2 separate regions of the Homo sapiens genome follow, and region 2 is linked to region 1. Evidence: chromatin contacts called from ENCODE Hi-C or POLR2A ChIA-PET data. All regions are on one chromosome and are shown on one strand. Each heading gives the region's core, a stretch centred on a gene start or an enhancer-like site at or near the end of the contact. The rest is flanking DNA. Distances are from core to core; before and after follow the strand shown. Region 1 overlaps CBLB (Cbl proto-oncogene B). Region 2 has its middle 140 kb from the start of CBLB.

Region 1 (7,751 bases), core at 2,975-5,474:
AATAAATATAATACATTTAAGAAAATCACTTAATTTTTAAAGTTTTATAAAAATAAAAGATCAGCAAAAGTTAAACCATCTACTTCTCTATAAACAGAATCAATTTTATCATATTTTAAGGCACACATACGATTATATTCAAAGCATTTGATTACAGCATAGAAATAAATGGAATGATGAATCTCAGAAATACACGGGCTAACAAGAGTTCTTCAGCTGCTTCTGTAATCATGTTTTTAAAATGATTAGGCATTCCCTAGCCCAGGTAAGATTTTCATTTTATGATATAAAACTTTTCACAGTAGCTTGACTTAAAAATAGCCCTTTCTTTTCCCATCCCAGTGAAAGTAAATAAGATATATATTCCTTAGAGTATTAAGGTTGACTTGTGCTGTTTTAAAGTAAAACAGCTTATAAGAAAATATGTCCACATACTAAATAGCAGTTTAGGTAATCGTTTAACCAACATTAAGTTGCCCTCATACTTTCAATATATAACTGCAAGGAATTCTAGCATTTAATACCCACAGTAAAAAGTCATCCAGGCTCACCACAAAAAAATATACTCACTTCCTAGAATGAGCAGTTAGGTTTAATGTAGGAAGATTACTTTTACTCTCTTCCTTGACAAGGTGAAGAAGCAAAGCTCTTACTATTTAGAATGTCTTTGTATCATGTTAAATAAATAAGATATTCTGTAAAATTATCAGAAACCTTTAAAGAAAGGAGAGGTTCCATTATAAAATGACCAATATCAGACAACTTTTTTTTCTAAAATATATCTTAAAATCTTTGAAAAAAACATAAACTGTCAAACTGTAATACATACACCAAGGGAATAATCACGAATTTAAAAAATTTAAAATAATCAAAAGCACACTTTCATCAGTGATTTATGTAATTGCTTACCCTATATAGAAGGTAGAATTATGATTCTGTAATTGTAATGAAGTGAAATATATCCTATATGTATTTTTTTTTTTTTGAGACAGAGTCTTGCTCTGTTGCCCAGGCTGGAGTGCAGTGACACGATATCAGCTCACTGCAAGCTCTGCCTCCCGGGTTCACACCATTCTCCTGCCTCAGCCTCCCAAGTAGCTGGGACTACAGGTGCTCATCACCACGCCCAGCTAATTTTTTGTATTTTTAGTAGAGGCGGGGTTTCACATCCTATATGTACTGTTGACAGGAGTTAATCTCTCTTCTAATAATGGGTTCCTTCATAAATTAAAAGCTAATCCTGTGCATTGTGGTTTTTATTACAAAAACCAGTCATCCAATCCTTGCTAGCTAGTGCCAAGCAGAATTATAAATCAGAGAAGTTCATGTAACATGAAAAACATGAAATCAACATTATACTCTGATATTTGTTGAAAGCATGTTTCAAAGAGAATCAATGTTACTTCAGATTAAAATGATAAAAAATAATATCAGAACATAAGTAAGCCCAGTCTGATCAATTTACCTCATTTACTATATAATTTATGTTACCAAATCATAAAAATGTTAAGCAGAAAATTTTTATTTTGTGACTACTTGAACTGAATCCCACAGATGATACACATTTTAGTGGCAGAGTCAATCTCAAAACACAAATTTCAAGTCTTCATGTTTAAGATAATTCCATTAAGGCACGCAAAAGAAGAAAATGATAGTATCCATATAATGCTACCTTCTTCTAATTTGCTATGTGAAAACAATTATGGAAGATAATTTAAAGGGAAAAACAATAAGCACAACAAAAATGTTCATCTTAAAGTTGTTTACATTAGAGAAAATGTGGGAAAAGACCTAAATTTTTCAAAAGAGAGCTTTGTTAATACTGACATACTATTTTGAATGAATATGACAAGGGAACTGATGAAGAATATTTATTGACTTTGAAAAATGTTCATTACACATGGTTGAATGTGCAAAGCAATTTACAAAATAAGTACAGGACACAGTTCTGTCCTATACAGAACAGTCTGATATTTCTAAGTTTACTATTTCCCTTTTGACCTAATAAACACAGAAGGCAAAGGGAAAGATTTTAGATCTAGGTGGCAAATGCCCACCTCCAGTTGTTGCATTCTATCCATCATTGTGCTAAAAGATCAACAAAATAAAGTAAGAAACTAAGTAGAGAGTTTAAAACAAAGCTCTTTTGGATGGATCCTCTCAAAGCTAACAAGCAGCCACCAGGCTCACAGCATCTGATAACTCCAAACTTAAGCCAAATGGCTCACTCTAAACTTTTAACAATGACCAAACATACCAATAAAATTACAGACTAATAGGAATGACACTATTTTCCATATGTTTGTTTATGTGTGTGTGTGTGAGAGAGAGACAGAGAGAGAGAGAAACAGAGAGAAAAGACAGGGAGAGAGAAGAAGGGAATGGATAGACTAAGCAAGTATAAACTTACCTGAAACAGCCTGGTAAAAATATCAAATTCAAAAACTGAAATGTAATCATTGCAAGTTAAATCAATTGTTGATTTTAGAGCCATTGCTTCCAGGCCAGAGCTAATCTGGTGGACCTCATGAAGGCACTGTCTGAATACTTTCCATGGTACGATAGTTCTGTGCAAGGTGGAAAAAAAGGGAAATAATTGAATCAAGTATCATTTAAGAAATACCTCCCTTTGAAGCAGCAAAATTCAATAATAAAATTAATATAATTGTATTTGTACTACCAGACAAATATTTGAGAATATTGTTCATATTTCAGAACAAATGTAGTGGGTTCTGTTTAACTCAATTATTTTGCATTTGCTAAGAATATGACAAAAATTTAAATTAATTTTCTCTCAAACAGTCCTAGGCTATCAAGATAGCTATAGAAACATATCTGAAAAAAGGTATTAGGTCAAAGTCTTATGTGTCATGACCTCTTCATGTGTGTATACAAGGTTATTTAATAATGAATCAAGATTTAATTCTCATTTTCTAAAAACAGTCATAAGATGATGGGTCCATATAATAATAGAAATCCTTTATTCATTGCACAAATGAGTAATATGTATCAACCAATTCAAGAAGGCTAAGGTAGAAAGCCATCAAGACATTTCTGCCACAACCCTGATGTTTTCTGCAGAGATGAAAAACATACGTTATCTAACTTTTCATATTAATACAAAAGAAAAACTTAATTTTTAAACCAACCACAATGGTTATATCATGGGAGTTTATTCAATATTTATTACTTTATTCTGACTGAATATCATTCGACAAAATTTTAACATGTTATGCAGTTACATGATTCAAAAAATTTAGAAGAGCACAGAATGGTAACTAGGGAAACGTCTCTCAACCTATCCCCACCTGACCAGTTTCCAACTCACCTACCCTCTTTCCCACCATGAAAATTAGTGACACCCAGGATGCATTTCTTAGTTAACCTTCCTGCTTCAGAATAATGCCTATTCCTAATTCGGCAGAAGAAAGAAATCATTCAGTTTTTAAAACTTAAACTACAATTTTTACAACAGAATAGCATAAAAGCCGTCCCTCTTATAAGATAACATCCTCTTATAAGATAGCAAATATTTAAATCTTAGGTTTCCTTTACCAGTATCTCTGAAATACAAGACTCAGGCAGAATAAACTAAATTGTGCCTGGCCCCATGCTATATCAATCCTCTTCAATGAGATATCACCATAAAGGTACAACTTTCATATTCATTCAATAATTTTCTATAGCAGTGTTTGTCAAACTTCAGCATGCATCCAAATTATCTGAAGGGCTTGTTAACATAGCCTGATCCTCAACCCAAGATATTATGATTCAGTAGCATTGGGGTGGGGCCTGAACACTGACAGCCATAAAATGTTCCCTGAGGCTGCTGCTGCTGCTGCTGCTCTAGAGACAACACTTTGAGAGCCTACTATATCTATTCATTGCTAAAACAAGGCACTGTTGGGGAAATACAATTATAGAAATAAAGATAACATCTTTGTCTCTGAAGATCACACTTTAGGGACAGAAGTAAAACCTGTAATGCTAAAGAATCTAGAGTGGGGTATGTAAGGACAATGCTAGCTGGGTGATGGATACACAGCAAGGGCTGGAGGGATTCCAGAGAAGCAGTCTGTGGGAAGTGGCATAAATTAATGGTGAGACAGGTTGACAACACTATGCTGTATTTATAAGAGAGTTTAGGTTTCAGGTACCATTAAAAGAAGAAAAATATGAGGCTTAATACCTCAAAAAGTGTTTCTCTATGTATGAAAAAAACAGGAAACCACAGAGAACTGAGGAGAGATACCACATCAGATGCCATTTAGAAGAAACACACGTCAGGCTCTGATTAAGGTTAACAAAATGCTGCTGTTTTTTTTAAAAAAAAAAGGAACACTTTTAAGAATATTAGGAAGCTGTTGATTTACAATGAAGTATAAATATGCAATTATGTCCAGCTTCATTATAATTACCATAAAACTAATGTCTAAGAAGTACATTTTTCTTTTCCAAATTAAAGTTTCAAATACTCAACACACAAAAGGGACATTGATCATGATACTCAGAGTAAAAAAAATATGATCAGGGAACCACTGACTTCAGAACAGTATAAATTTTATTTTTCGTATGAAGAAGTTAAAGCATTTTTGTTTCGTATATAAAGTATACAACGTAAAGTGGTCAAATTGTCAATATTTATTTTGTGTATAACATATAAAGTTTTTTTAAAAAGGCCAAATAGACATCTTCCACATCTGTTACTATAAAAATTATTCTAATCTAGCATTTACAGTGAATTCAATTCATAACTCTTTTGAGCACTCAGTGATTTCCCAGAGCCAGTTATACGAGATGTATGAACTTAAGAAAATTTTAGTCTAATGTACCCCTTCATAATAACAATTTACAAAAGGACAAGCTACATTTCCACAGTACTTGTGTAAATGAAACTTTGTCAGATTACTTGTGATAAACCTCAAATCCAAAGAGGCATTCACTGGAATCTTAATTAGTGGTAGTAATAGGGATTAGGGAGCCAGGGCACTATTTTGTTAACTTTTCATATATGAGTGTTTGCGCAACAGATAACCCTCATTTGATCACTTCAGCAAAACACCCATTATTGTGTAGGAGGTGGGGCTGGGGAACAGAGGTAGGGGGAAGGGGATTTCAAGAATGAAGAATAGAAATAGAGTACAACAACAAAGTCTTTAAAAACAAACAAAAAAATTAGATTATTCTAAACTGTTGCACTAAGGCTCTAAACTTTCTTAAGACTAAGTGGCTACCATTCTTCTCTGAGGTATATGAGAGGAAGTGAACCCAGAAAGCATGAATTTTCACACCTCCATTTAAACTTCTGCAAAAAGACAGTGGTGGTTTCTACTACCTCTTCCTTTAGAGATGAAGCAAATGAGAGAAAATATCAATAGCAAATTGTTTTACAAATGTAGAAATTTCAGGGTGCTGGCAGAGACCTGGGAAGAAGAAAAGGGAAGAGAGAGAGAGAGAGAGAGAGAGAGAGACAGAGAGAGAGAGAGAGAGAGAGAGAGAGAGAGAGAGAAAATAAAAAGGCCAACTAAACTCCAAGTTTTCACTAATCCAAAAATCTTTCAATATATTCTATTGACCCTTACAATTATAAACCACTTAAGTTGCAGGCTGAATCGCTTTTAAAATACAGTGAACAAGTATAAGTAACTGTCAATCTACAAAGAATAGAATACATGACCAATGGATAGCCATGCACCTGTAATAATAATATAATTTCAGGATCTTTTTATTTCAAATAAGAGTAAGAACTGCCATTTATTGATGGCTTACTACCACCTATCTATTACACAGAAATCTATTAATGACTTTTTGTTAAAGTGATAGTTCTGTTCATATAATATCATGAGAGATAAGAACATGATAAATAAGACTATGTTATAATCCTGTTATTAGATAATGAGTTCTAGTCTGTCTACCAAAAAACAATAGTAATCCTCTTTAAAGTCTTGAAAAACAGTATCTTTTCTTTTTTTTTTTTTTTTTTTTATTATACTCTAAGTTTTAGGGTACATGTATGTGCACATTGTGCAGGTTAGTTACATATGTATACATGTGCCATGCTGGTGCGCTGCACCCACTAATGTGTCATCTAGCATTAGGTATATCTCCCAATGCTATCTCTCCCCCCTCCCCTGACCCCACCACAGTCCCCAGAGTGTGATATTCCCCTTCCTGTGTCCATGTGATCTCATTGTTCAATTCCCACCTATGAGTGAGAATATGCGGTGGAAAAACAGTATCTTTTCAAAGACAATGGGATTAATCAGATGCAGGGAAATAAATCTGGAAAGGTGTCAGCTGGTCAGTAGTTGACAAATCACTTAATCTTCCAGGCTTGTTTTCTCCTGTGTAAATGTGGAGAAGTGTATTAGATATTCTAATTTGAAAATCCTGCAATTTTAAGAAAAGGTAAGAAGAATGGAAAATAGAAAGTGTGAGGAGAATGATTTCTTTTAAAAAAAAAAAGGTAAAATATTTTCATGAAACCACTAGTTCATAAAAGGCTACAGGGTTTTAGTTTCAACTGATAGGAAAAAATGAAAAACATTTCATACAACAAAGGGTGAACATCAACAGAAGCCAGGGTGTTTGCAAACAGGAACTTCTGTATACTACTGGTGTGAATGAGAATTTACACAGCACTTCTAGAAGGCAATTTGGAAACAAATTTCAAAAGCCTATACATTATGACTAAGAACATCTACTTCTAGGGATTTCACCTAAGGAAATTATGTCCAAAAAATACATAGCAGCCAAAGGCCCATCCACAAGTCTTTTATATGCAGTGTTGTTTATAAGAGCAAAATATTTGAAAACAAATACGTTCACTAGTAACAATTTTGTGCAGAAAAATATTTATTGTCGTGGAAAAGTGTTCATGGGATACTACTAAATGGAAATAGTATTTTTAAAATTTTGTCCTTTATGATCCAATGTTAAACTATAATGTCTGGAGATGCCACAAATTTAATAACTGGCTTGTGGAAGGGATTATAAGTGATTTCAAAAATATATTTTCTGTATTTGTTCATGGTTTTTAACTTTTTATATGTCTAATATGCTCTAGTGTACTAAAAGAATAGAAGATGTACTAAAACTTTTAAATGTATATAATCGTAGAAGAATCAATGAAAACCACAAAGCAGTGTCTGCTTATGACATAGCTTTATATGTAGAAAATACAAAAATTTTACAGATTAAACTATAGGAAATAAGAAAATTGAACATGGTTGCTGAACACAAAATTGATATAAAATATCAGTTGTAGTTTTATATTGGCTATATATAACTAGAAAATGAAACTTTAAACATTTAATTTTTATAATGCTATCTAAAAGTCCCAAATAAATAGAAATAAAGCTAACAATAGATGAGCAAGGCAAAAATATCAACATACACCCATACACAGAGATATAAAAAACATAAATAAAGGTATGTAACACTTTAATGGTAGATTCATATTATAAAGAGTCAGTTCTTCCCAAATTAGTCTAAAAATTTAATGTAACTCAAATAAACAATCCCAGGAGGTATTTTTTGTAGTAGATACTAAAAACTGGTTCTGAACTTTATGGGACATGCAAGAGTCAAGAACAAAAAAGGTAATCTTCACTAGGAACATTAACAAGTATGTACTCTTTACATTAATTAAGACAATGTGGCATTGGTACAAGCATAAACAAATAGATGGAACAAAACTAAAATTTTAGAAACTTATGTACCCATATATAAACACTGGATGATAGAGTTTG
Region 2 (7,751 bases), core at 3,584-6,083, 260 kb after region 1:
CCAAACCTGATCCAGTTTTCATATCCAGAATTCATTGACTGTTGAGATGGCTTTGTCTCTGGGAGGAAGGACCCTCAACACCATGGCAACCATGTACCAGCATGACTCCCCAGTCCTTCCCCAGAGGGACCTGTAGCCATTTATTCAGGTGTATGTCTAATTTGGGAAGAGTTATGGAATACAAGTTCTGGGTTAACAATGATTTCTACAGATTTAAAAATCATTGCTGTTCCCCTTCTAGAGTCGGGCTATGGGAGCCAGGTAATAAATAGAGCACTGGCCCAAGTTCAGCTCCCAGCAGGCCCATTATAGTCATTTCTCTAGTTCTTGAGTGTATAAATGGAACTGGTATACCTGGCAGTTGGACTAGCAACCACATTAGGTCCCTGGTCCCTCGGGTAAATCTCTCATAGTGTGGAAGGCACAGTTGTGAACATGGCTACTTCATGGTTATGTACGAGGTAATCTACAGTCATTTCCCAGGATCCATTTATTTTCTACAAAGGCCAGGCTGGCAAATTAAATGAAGATGTGACAGGGACCACTATTCTTGCTTCCTTTCCTTTTTAAAGGCTATATCAATCTCTGCTACAAACCCCATCCTCACCCTGGGATACAGGATTGTTTTCGAGAACTACTGTGTTGCATTGGTGACTGAACAGGGCAAATGAGAGGTGGCTTGTGTGCTGACAAACTTAGTTAGACACTTCAGACAGTGGGAGATAAATCCTATACAGATTCAATGAAGGTTTAAAGGGTCTAGTGATCAGGGCTATGCTAGAACATTTTTCCAAAGGAAAAGACAATTGCTGCATCTTCCCTCCTCTACCACAAAATAGTCTTGTAGGCTTCCTTGGGTTCTGGAGGCAGCCCATTCTACACCCAGAAATACTACTTCAGCCCAAATATCCAGTGACATGGAAAGCTATTAGCTTTGAGTAGGGCCCAGAGTAGGTCTAGAGTACAATGAGTGCAATCAGCATACTGCTTGGGTCCTATAATTCAACAGACTTTAAGGTGTTAAAAAGTGTTAATGATAGGAAAGATGCAGCATAGAAATTATGGCCAACTCCAGTGGATGGGGCTCTATCTCTCATGCAAAAGAAAGGTTTGTTTATTGTCTGATGCAATAAAGGTACCATTTCCTTTAAAGGCAAATGTCAGGGAGGCTTACTACCCAGTATGAAATATTTGTATTCCTTAAGCTCAGAATCCTTCTCCTATAATACAACCCACTGCTTGATGTCACCTGGTTTTCTTCACATTTCTCTATGGGAACTGAAGCTCAGGAAGATAGAACAATGCTGATACTCTGGCTACTGATATTGCTGAGAATAATACCACCCTTCATGTTACCCAGGAGTCTCATGTCTTCTGCCAGAACCCAGAAACTCTGGCAGGATTGTTAGCTTGCAAGTAAGGTAAAATCTCATTTTCCTTGTAATTTGTAACATTCTTAACATATTCTTTGTAATTTGTAACATTCTTAACATCAACTCACTTGTTGATGATTCCCACGTACATTATTTTATTGTTGACTTATAATGTGTCCCAAGTTTAAGGGATCATTTTGGTTTTCTAGAAGTACTTATGCTCAACTAGGGCATCCTCTAGACCTTTAAGTTCATGTCATCTTGATAGTAGAGATTTAAATGTTATCTTCCCACAAATCTCTTTCTTATATTATCTCTTTTTCCTGCCGAGAATGATAAGTAAGGTTTCACACCATATAGGTCAAGAAAATGTGTCATAAAGCTTCCAGAACACTTAGAGCGTTTCACTTCTTTTACACTTGGGGCAGACCTTTTCTTTTCAGAATTTGCACAACCCCCTGAGTTTCATTTTTGTTCTGCAATCCTTCCTAAATAAAAGAGAGTTCATGTGAAAGAAGAATTCATGTAAATCAGAGTCTCCTAGGTTTGTATTTTGTTCTGAGGTTGTTAGCAAAGCTATTTGGTAGATATGTACCAACAAAGAACAGATATTTTAGAAATACTTTCTCACTTTTATAAATTTTGACCATATAGTTGTATATACATCACATTTCATCCTATTTTATCTCAATAAGTATTAATACAAATTGGAACATGGATGTGAAGGATAAGGAACAGAGTTCCCTGGCAGAAAAAAAAGTAGAATAAGCATCAAAAACTTCAGACGAATACTTAAAACTAAAATTCTACTCTTTGTTATTTACCAGAAAGAAATGAAAGCATATGTTCTCAAAAAGACTTTACATGAATGTTCATAGCTGCGTTACTCATAATAGCCCCAAATAAGAAGCAACCAAATGTCCATCAACAGGCGAATGGGTAAACAAATTGTGGTATGTCCATTTAAATAAATAACATCAGCAATAAAAGAAAATGATATACTAATACATACAGCAACATGGATGGATCTCAAAAGAATATGCTAAGTGAAAGAAGGTGAATACAAAAAGTACATACAGTTTTGTTTCATTTATGTGAGTTTCTAGAACAGGCAGAGCTAATCTACGATGACTGAGAGCAGACCCATTATTTTCTGGGGATGTGGAGTAGTAATTGCAAAAGAGGGAGCTTTCTGAGGGGACAGAAATCTTCTGTAACTTGACTGTGATGGTTATCACAGAGGTATACACGTTTATCAAAACTCATCGAGCAGTATATTGAAAATAGGTATGTTTTATTGTATGCAAATTATACCTCAGTAAAATTCTAAAAAGAAAAAAATTCAAGATTATAAAAAATTAATGATGCTAACTGCCTTTGTTTAAAGTATAAACATAACTTGGAGTTAGATATATATTTTGTATTATGCAAGAGAAAATTTTGAGATTGGTGCTGGACAGAATTGTGGTAACCATGATGAAAATAGTGAGGTCATTCTATACCAACTCAATGTCAGTGAACTGAAACACGTGTTTAAGGGCCCATAATGATTGTTCAGTAATGCCAACTATACTTTCGTGTGTGTAATTACTTTTATTTTGTAAACCTCTATTAGTCCCTATTGTAAAATTTTGGGTTATAGTTAAAGTGAGAGTGCCAGTATTTCAGAAATAGTGCTGTCATATATGTTCACATGAATTTTGTGCGGCACAACTCAATGGGTGCCATTCATGGACAGTACAGTATGATTTTACCACAGGTTGAGCTGGCATTAAAAGTCCTTTTCAGGTGTCCTTAAGTTAAAGACAGTGCCTATACATCTTGGTTTCAGGGTACCTTGAAGTCAAATGCTTTTGTAGGCTTTCTTAAAGTATGGGTCCAGTCTCTCTGTGAGAAAGCTGCCAGCTTACAATTTATCTGAGGTACATTCCACTTGCTCTTCCAAATGTCCAGTTTGTCTTTTTCGTCATTACTAGACTGAAAAAAGGAGAGGCCTTACAAGGAGAGTTGTTGACTTATTTCGTTCTGCTTTATTGCAATCTTTACAACAAGGGGGGAGACATGATTTTTCATTGCATATGACTAGTTTGTTTTAAAGTCCTTCACTGTTTCCTGATCAATAGTTTGATTTACAAATAGTGTTTAAATTCACTAACTACTATACAGCTGTAGTTTCCTTGAGAATTTTATATCCAGTCTCTGACACAGACCATAGGGACAATGCTGTTTTCTTAGGGAATACACTAGTTTAGCCCCATGTTAATGCAAGGGGTATGATTTTTTTACATATATATTAATGTAAAGCAAACCAACATATATTTAGGCATTATAAGATTTCATAATATGATGATCTGTTTTCCTGGTATTGTCTCAAATAGTAATGGAAAATGTTAAATATTTTGTGTTTTTTCCTTTTTGTAAAACGTAGGAGATACACTAACTGATCGACTGGCAACTTTTTATTAAAGGGCCAAACAGTAAGTGTTTTAAGCTTGTAGGCCATGAGGTTTCCTTTGCTATGTCTCTACTCAGTCACCACAGCATGAACGCAACCATAAACACTGCTTAAATGAATGAGAGATGATCTGGGCTCCAATAAAACTTTATTTACAAAAACAGGTGATTGGCCCACAGGCCAAAGTTTGCAGACCACTGAATTAAATAATATTTAAATTTTCTCAAGTGTCTAACATGTTGTTACTCTATAATAATAAAACAGAAAATATTCTAAAATAATGCTATGTGGTTTAAACAAAAGATGTAAGTTCCTTGTCAAAAAAACTGGAATTATAAGTTTGTAAGCCCAACTTTTGACATGACAGATAATTGAGCGTTTAGGATCATTTCAGAAGCAAAGAAATTAATTTCTTATCTCTCTCACTCTGTGCACTTTCAGGAAATGTATTACATGGATTTATTTGATAAGAGTTAAGAATGGGTATATTCAGAATAAATGAGCTTGAAGTGCAAGATGTATTTTAAAAAGTCTTTGATCAAAAGCCACGTTACATTATAAAGGTAAGATGCTATGCTGAGGATTTTATGGAACAAGAATTTAATAGCATGCCAAATTTCGGATAGAACCCACTTGACATTGTCACAGCATATAAGTGAACTTTCTGGGGTGGTATGTCCTTGATGAAGATAAAAATACATTCTGTTCCTTAAAAATGCAAATTCATTTCAAAGTACATTAAACTTGAATAAATAAAGTTTTAATGAAACATAGGGTTGTTTTTGAAATTCACTCTGTTCTTTGACAGACTGTAAATGGCTTCATTTCTCTGTGCTTATCCCTTTTTCATAAGGTCTGTAAGCACTATTCTACAATTATTAAATTCTGGACAGCCTTTTGTATCTCTGACATAGTTTGAGGAAGGAATTAATGAGCAATAAGCCTGTAAGTTACTTGCTCAACTTCTCCTGTTAAAACAGCTCATCCAAGATCACTCACAAACAGCTGTGTCTACAAGTCATAAATGGTAGGTCATGGGTGGTGACTAACATGTGACTCCCAATCTGTGTGTCTGAAGAGTTACTCCTCAAAAGGGATATTTTCACTACGTGAAAAAGTTATTTTAAAGGGCTCTATCATCACCAAGTTATGTGGGCCCCATCTAACCTACGCCAATTTCAAAAATGACACATGGATAGGAGATAATTTACTCTTTCAAGTCACACAAGATTGGTAAACCAGTTTAGGGCTTCAAGATCTCTAGGGACAAGGTTCATCTGTCCCTTAAATTCTTTTCCCTTCCTCCTGAAGGCATTTGCCTTATACATTTCATACAAAGTTTTGACAGTATCAGCAATCAGAAGCAGAGACACATTCTCCATTCCCCATCCCAATCTTCACTGGATCTTTGATTTCATGTAAGTCCATCCTGCTTGAAATTGTATCTCAGGAGACTTGGGGTTAGAGCTTTGGGTAGCAATAATGTTTGGCAAAATAATACTGTAAAACTGGTTTGGAAAGCTCAAAAGGGAACTCATTTACATTTTAAGACTTTTGCTACTTCCTGGTTTCAGGCAGTGCCGAGACACCCACAAACATGAACACTTTTCAAAATTGCATTTGGCACATGCTTTTTCAGTTCCAGCTAGATTTAGGAAATGTGCCAGCTAAAAATAATAATGTAATATGAGCAAGATTTTTTCTTCTTTCCTTTTTTCTTTTCCTTTCTTCCTGAACCTCTGGGAACATTGTTAATACTGTCAAAGAGGCATAATTACTTTTTTGGGGGGCATAAATTACATTTTTAGAATTACACCCTCCATTCCTTTGATGGAACCCAGAGCCAGGATGGTGTATAGCGGTAGGCTGTGTGTGTGTGACAAGGAAGTGCTGCCTGAGTATAGAGCCAGGAGTGGGGAAATGGGAAATGGGTATTTGCAGATGGTAGCTGACAGGCAGCATTGTCCCGCCTGGATATCATCCTGACTTGTGTCTTCAAAGTATAGAATGTAAGGACAGATCAGAAGATACCCAGTACCTTCTGATCAGAAAACATGTGTCATCTGTGTTTTCCTTCCCATCAAATATGTGCATCCTATTTTTTCCTTACAACTGTCATATACCATCTGCAAACCTTAGCCTTGCCAACAGTTACCCTTGAAGATAGAATGCCAGAAATTTGAGAAAATAAAACTAAGGCAGAATTTTGGAAAATCGAATGGCAGTTTCTTATAAAGTGAAACATGTACTTATCCTGTGACCCAGCAATTGTACTACTAGGTATTTACCCAAGACAGATGGAAACATGTGTCTACTAAAAATCCTGGGCGCAAATGTTTATAGTAGCTTTGATCATAGTAGTCCCAAAAATGAAAATAACCCACATGTCTGTCAATTGCTGAACAGATAAATTTTGTATATTGACACAGTGAAATACTACTCCACAAAATAAAATAAAGACATGAACTACTGATAAATGCAAAAACATGTATGAACCTCAAATGCATTATGCTAAGTGAAGTAAACCAGGCTTAAAAGTTTAGATATGGTTTGATTCCGTTTACATCACCTTCTGGAGAAATAAAAGCAGTAGTGACAGAAAGCAGATCACTGCCGATAGAGGAAGGAGACTGACAAAAGGGAATGAGGAAAATTTTGGAGGCAATGGAAATGTTCTCTATCTTGATCTCAAACTCCTGGAGTGATCCTCGTGCCTTGGCTTCCCAAAGTGTTGAAATTACAGGCATAAGCCACTGGGCCTGGCTGTTCTCTATCTTGACTGTGTGATAGTTACACCTCTTTGTGCTTGTCAAAAATCATAGAGCTGTATGCAATAAAGGGGGAGTTTTTGCTATATGTAAATTATATGGCAATACACCTGTCTTTAAAATAATTAGGCAGAACTTCACGGAGGTACTGAAAAACTTAATGCATGTTTCTTGTGTCCCTTCTGGTTTCCTTTGTTAAAAAAAAAAATCCCCAGCTACTTGGGAGGCTGAGGCAGGAGAATCGCTTAAACCTAGGAGGCAGAGGTTGCAGTGAGCCGAGATCGTGCCACTGCACACCAGTCTGGGCAACCGAGTGAGACTCTCTCAAAAAGAAAAACAAAACTCCCCTCTTCCTTTCCCATACATCAGCAGTTCGACTCCCCCACCTATTATGACAAGCTAAGCAAGACACTCAGTGTTCTTAATCAGTGGGTTCATTTTAATGCTTTCTGATACCTGTTTAGTCTCTACTTAGTTATAATTACCTTCTTCTCTTTCTTCAGCAACCCTGCTGTTTTCTGAAATCCCCTACCCTCAGATAATCAGCATGGGGCTTACTTATTTGGTTCTGTAGTTTAAACTGTCCTGAAAAGGTGGATGGGCTCCAAATGATTCTCTTTGTCTTTACAGTGGCTGTGAAATGTGGAGATGGCCACTTTATTTACTAATTCAACAAATAAATATTAATCGCCCACTGGATGCCACACACTTTGCTAAGCACTGTGGTACTGCCCTATGTAAGGGGAACTTAGTCACTGCATAAGTGACTTAAACACTGCCTAAGTGTTTCCCCTTGTTGTTTCTCCCTGCCTAGTGTTAAACAACCATAGCAATAATTTTGACACACGCAAGAAAGGGAAAAAGGAAAGCTCTGTGAATAGTTAGAGCAGGGTCCACAACATTTTTCTTGTCCAGATACAATATATTTGATGTGATAGATATAATGGCATATGATTAGTCGATGAGATCAATAGAAGGAGAAGGAGACCAATACCACAGCATATCAGCAATTCCTACAATGCTGGAGCACTGGAAGGAAAGATCTGATTTGGAGGACTTAGCTTGTCTGGAACATAAGATAAAGCTGAGACTAGAAGGACAAGTTCCAGCAGTAATAGTAGTGGTGACCTTGCTGGTGGTGAAGGATGTAATAAT

The links. Hi-C counts contacts between places; a loop is a spot of excess contacts on that map. ChIA-PET counts read pairs that join two places held with the same protein, here RNA polymerase II (POLR2A). Pooled maps may share reads with other maps.
Region 2: a pooled map shows a loop between it and region 1 (2.6-fold over the local background). The contact joins two enhancer-like sites. A Hi-C loop is called at or near these places in 4 of 50 pooled maps. POLR2A ChIA-PET finds 5 or more read pairs at or near these places in 2 of 52 experiments (SK-N-SH and activated CD4-positive, alpha-beta T cell).

Annotation. Positions count from the first base shown.
Region 1 is chr3:105,749,052-105,756,802 of GRCh38, forward strand. It overlaps CBLB (Cbl proto-oncogene B), which reads right to left. Exons shown (of 19, transcript NM_170662.5): 5 at 2,411-2,567. Among named protein-coding and RNA genes, the nearest start is that of CBLB, 120 kb to the right of the region's middle. Within about 2 kb of position 4,225, at least 5 of the 41 ENCODE cell types and tissues checked have a DNase peak (open chromatin) inside an H3K27ac peak, as active enhancers do.
Region 2 is chr3:106,009,323-106,017,073 of GRCh38, forward strand. No RefSeq gene overlaps it. Among named protein-coding and RNA genes, the nearest start is that of CBLB, 140 kb to the left of the region's middle. RefSeq lists an enhancer at 6,864-7,429. Within about 2 kb of position 4,834, at least 3 of the 41 ENCODE cell types and tissues checked have a DNase peak (open chromatin) inside an H3K27ac peak, as active enhancers do.